Linked DNA regions of Homo sapiens: region 1 is linked to region 2. A link is an interaction called in ENCODE POLR2A ChIA-PET data of the cell type or tissue named here. Cell type or tissue: Caco-2. All regions are shown on one strand.

What was found. Peaks named below come from ENCODE experiments on the same cell type or tissue, not always from the same donor. Only the 100,000 strongest peaks of a DNase experiment are listed, where the experiment ranks them.
Region 1: POLR2A ChIA-PET joins it to region 2 with 7 read pairs; 2 of 35 experiments call an interaction of 5 or more read pairs at or near these places.

Annotation. Positions count from the first base shown.
Region 1 is chr2:69,788,262-69,790,761 of GRCh38, reverse strand. The region is part of intron 3 of ANXA4 (annexin A4); the gene reads right to left. It overlaps SMANTIS (SMARCA4 interacting SWI/SNF chromatin remodeling complex scaffold lncRNA), which reads left to right. Exons shown (of 3, transcript NR_164155.1): 2 at 326-497; 3 at 836-1,213. Among named protein-coding and RNA genes, the nearest start is that of SMANTIS, 9.5 kb to the left of the region's middle. In Caco-2, no CTCF peak of the experiment used is centred here; a DNase peak (open chromatin) is centred at 1,381.
Region 2 is chr2:69,659,820-69,662,319 of GRCh38, reverse strand. It overlaps a transcript of ANXA4 not described here. Among named protein-coding and RNA genes, the nearest start is that of AAK1, 17 kb to the right of the region's middle. In Caco-2, no CTCF peak of the experiment used is centred here; no DNase peak of the experiment used is centred here.

The DNA of each region.
Region 1 (2,500 bases), 130 kb before region 2:
AGAGAAAACAGAAAGGCATCGGTAATAGAAAAATCTGGAAACATGTTCTAGTTCTGGGCAATTATCCTACAAATCCTGCCAGGTAAACTAGAACCCCAGGGTTTCTCCCTTTTTTGGGAAAGTAAGACCAAGGAAGCTAAACAAAGCCAAGCCCCATATACCCACTTACAGCAGCACAACCCATCTGAATGGCTCACAGGTATCAAACAAACTCTGTTGTCATGGTTACGGCCTATAGTGCCCCCATTAATAATAGTAATCTTAATACTCATATTTAGAACCTATATTCTAAACCTCCTTGTGAAGTTTATCTCTTCTCGCTTAGAAACCATCAAGCTTCAGATGGTGCTGAAAATGGAGCCGAAAATGAAACTGCCCTCCTACGAGGGACCCTTAAATCAACCCCAGGAGGAGCCCTAGCTGCTGTTCCCCACACAACGCCACTCTCCAGCAGGAAGTAGCCAGAAGAAATCGTCACCCAGTTTCCCCTAGCAGCAGTTATGGATTTCATTCCTGAGGGGGGAAATATGTTATAGGAGGCAGAAAGAAATGATTTAGGTAGACATTTAGGGTAAAGTGAGTCCCCAGCAGAAAACTTTCCTTTTAACAAAAAGCAGCTCAAAAATAGCTCCCTTTCTAACCTCATGCAGTTCAAAAAAAAAGCACTTCTCTTCTAACAACAAGCAGCCTGAAAGTTCAGGCTGTAAAACACAGAGAAGATGGCTTGAGCACAGAAAGGGAGGGGGAAGTCTCCTGGGTAATCACCAAACTTCACATTTACACAGTGGGCCCCAGTAAAACAGTGGGTCTTAATAAGCATATTCCTTCCCTTTAGGCGCAGTAAGATTGAGGAGCTAAAAACAGACTTGGGTGGATGTCTGCAGCTGCAAGAAGATGTGTGGGAACAGACACAGAAACTCTCCCTCCCAGATAAGCAAGACAAAGAAACACAGAATAAGAGTCCATCTATGTGGTCAGAGAATGGGATAAGAGCTGATTTAAAAAAACTCTGCTCTATATAGAAGGCACACCTGGTCCCAACCAAACCACTGGACCCTAGGAGGATAAGACCTCCTCTGCTCATGAGCCCCCTCCTCAGTAGCCCATTTATAAAAACCCTGACAATTTTACTACCACTTGGCAACCCGCTCGGGACCCCTCTCTGTGATGGAGAGCTGTTCTTTTCTTTTGCCTATTAAACTCCTGCTCCAAACTCACTGTGTGTGTGTCTGTCTGCAACCTCAATCTCCTTGGCCATGACACCAAAAACCTTAGTATTTACCCCAGACAACAAGGCTGCTTCACCAGCCTTCTCACATTAAATTCCACACATTGCATGTCGGTGCTGTCACAGCTGTGTCTATCACCACAGCAACAAGCAGACGGACTCAAGGCAAGAATGTGGACTTAGTGCTGATGACCCCGAGCTTGAGATGGGATCTGCCTAGTGTGAGCCATGGCTCAGTTTCACTCACTGTGCGACTTGGTGAGAGTTACTCGGCCTCTCTGGGTCTCAGTTTCACATCTGTAAAATGGGGCTAAAATAACAATAGGAATAGCTGCTTTCACTAAATCACAGGTTGTTGCATATATCCAATGAGATAATGTCTGTGAAACTGCTTTGTAAATCTGTGGCACCATATACACACCAGCACTAATTGGAAAACAAATACATTTCTAAAATTTAATATGCAGATTCATGATGTCGTAATTCAAAGCAGGTTTAAACAATAGGGGAAATCCATAATGAGTATATTAAATTTATCATTCTTTATTAAAGTGAAGAACTAATGCCCCTCCCCATCCAGTTTGTCCCAACTTATCTCAACTTGTTCCATGTGTTTTCTTTCCCTCCCTCCCTCCCTCTCCTCCTTCTTTCCTTCCTTCTTCCCTTCTTTCCCTCTTTCTTTTTTTTTTTTTTTTTGAGATGGAGTCTCGCTCTGTCGCCCAGCCTGGAGTGCAGTGGTGCAATCTCAGCTCACTGCAAGCTCCACCTCCCGGGTTCACGCCATTCTCCTGCCTCAGCCTCCTGAGTAGCTGGGACTACAGGCGCCCGCCACCACGCCCAGCTAATTTTTTTGTATTTTTAGTAGAGACGGGGTTTCACCGTGTTAGCCAGGATGGTCTCGATCTCCTGACCTCGTGATCCACCCGCCTCAGCCTCCCAAAGTGCTGGGATTACAGGCGTGAGCCACCGTGCCCAGCCTCTTTCTTTCTTTTTTGAGATGGAGTCTCACTCTGTCTCCCAGGCTGGAGTGCCATGGCGAGATCTCAGCTCACTGCAACCTCCACCTCCTGGGTTCAAGTGATTCTCCTGCCTCAGCCTCCCAAGTAGCTGGGATTACAGGTGTGTGCCACCACGCTTGGCTAATTTTTTTATTTTTAGTCTAGATGGGGTCTTGTCATGTTGGCCAGGCTTGTCTCGAACTTGTGGCCTCAAGTGATCTGCCCACCTCAGCCTCCCAAAGTGCTGAGATGACAGGCATGAGCCCCACACCCA
Region 2 (2,500 bases):
TGTAACTTCTGCCTGGATGTCTTGGAGTATCCTTTCTGGAAACCCTGAGCCTCCATGAAGGAAATCTGACCCTGAGCCTGCCATGTGAAGGGGCATGTGTAGATGCTCTAGTTTACAGTGCCAGTTGAGACCAACCTTCCAGCTCTTCTTATCATGGTACCCAATATGTGAGTTCTCCAGACTGGTCCATCTGCCAGCTGGATAACACCAAGTGACCTTTCTTGATGCCAGGTGGGACAGAAGAATTGCTCAGTTCAAATTCAGACCCACAAAATCATGAGATATAATGGTCACTGTTTTATGTAACCTTCAAGTGTTGGGGTGGTTTTTTAGGCAACCTTAGATAGCCAGAACACCTCGACTACATCTGGTGTCCCCATTCCAGAGAGCCACTGCATGATTCTTCAGAGAACATGCTTCCAATCATCCACCCTCGTGGAAGAGGGACAGTGGCCGCTGTGCAGTATTGGGGATGCTGACTGCTTCTTGTACAGACTTACAAGAAATCGTCCTGGGTTTAGTCTCACCTACACACCCACTTTCAGACGTATCCAGTGCAAAAAAAACTCTCTTACCCCGAGAAATCCTACTGTCATGTTGCTTCTTGGTTTTCCCTACTACTGGTTTGAAAGTCAGCTTTCTCAGGTCTGCTAAGTCAGTTATCACCTGTCCACGTGCTTTCCAGGTTCCAAACTCTTATTATTTTTTCTCTCTTCTTCCCTTGTCCTTGTGAGATTTAAAAAAATTTTGAGATCGGGACTTACTCTGTCACCCAGGCTGGAGTGCAGTGACAAGATCATAGCTCACTGTAATCACAGCTCACTGCATTTTTTTTTTCGGTAGATCTGGGGTCTCATCATCTTGCACAGGGTGGTCTTGAACTCCTGGGCTCAAGCAATCCTCCTTCCTCAGCCTCCCAAAGTGCTGAGATTACAGGAATGAGCCACTGTGCCTAATTACTCTTTTTCATTTAATAATAGTTTCTTGCATTGCATTTCTTCCTGAGTTTGATTTTCTTCTTTCTGAAATACAAATTTTAGTAGCTCCTTTAGGAAAGGTCTATGAGTTTAAATTTTCTCAGCTTTTTTTTTTTTTTTTGTCTGAAGCTTCCTTTATTTCATCTTATGCTTCAAGTATGCTTAACTGGGTACAGAATTCTAGATTTATTTTTATATTTTCCTACCCACTTTGAAGATATTAATCCTTTGTTTCTGGCCTGTATTGTTGTCATGAGAAGTCTTCTGTCTAATTGCTGTTTTCTTGTGAGTAATCTATATTTCCTCTCTTTGAGTTCTTAAGTCCGTCTGTATGTCTTTGTCAGTAAATGTAGCTATATGTGGATTTGCTTTTCTCTATGCTTTTAGGACTTATGCTTCTGGAATCTGAAGAGTTACATCTTTTTTCAGTCCTGGACATTCTCAGCCATTGTCATCTTCCCCCTCCCTTCTATTATCTCTCTTATCTCTCCCTTCTATTTTGAGTATGTTCCTATCTTCCATATCTCAACTTTTCACTCATATTCTCTCTCTCTCTCTCTCTCTCTCCCTCCCTCCCTTCTGGCAAATAGCCTCAGCTTTAACTTCTAGTTAATTGGTTCTTTCTCTTTAATTGTGTCTTATCTGCTATTTAACCATTTGCTTTAAATTTTGGTGATTATGTCTTTCATTTCTAAAATTTCCCTTTGGTAGTTCTCTAGATTTATCTGTTGTTTCTTCATACACTCTTTTTCCTAATCATAGGGTTTTGATTTCTTATTTCATTTGTAATTATTTTAAACAATACTTATTTTACATCACCTTTTAGAATGTTAGTCTAATGTTTCAGGATTTTAAGGCTCCAGTGCTCTTGTTTTGTTCTCTTAACTGAGCTTATGGGTGATTTTTTTCTTGTGTTTTACGCTGTTTTTCTATGAACTCTGTTTTACATTGATTTGTTTTAGTCTATGAGACCTTCATGTGACCTTGGTTGAAGGAGTATCCAGAGTGATTTTACGTTTGCTCCTGTAAGTGCCTCTAGGGTTTACCATTGGCCCAGAATCAATTTTTATGTTAACTTCTTAATTTAAGTGTTTCTTGACCACAAAGAGAGTATTAAGCAAAGTCAAAAGCAATGTGAAAAGCAGGTCTGGGTTTTTAATGACTCTGCAGAAATTCTTTTTTCTAACTCTTTCTTCTGCATATATAAAGACAGACAAGAAATACATACATACATACATATGTGCATACATGCATACACACAGATAGACAAGAAAATATGTATTTTCTTGTCACCTCTCTGGGCTGGTGAGTAGATTTTTTGCTATGTGTCCTTTCACTGAGGGTGCCACTCTTTGAGAGTTCCAGCTTCACACAGGATTATCTGTCTGTACCAGGCCCAGGACTAAGGTGCTTCATTCCTAGGTATGCCTTAAAATCCAAGTTCTTGACTTATGACATTTTCTCCCCAGCCCCCACTGCCACCAGCAATTGCAATGGTAGCTGGAATCTTTTCCCTCTGATTT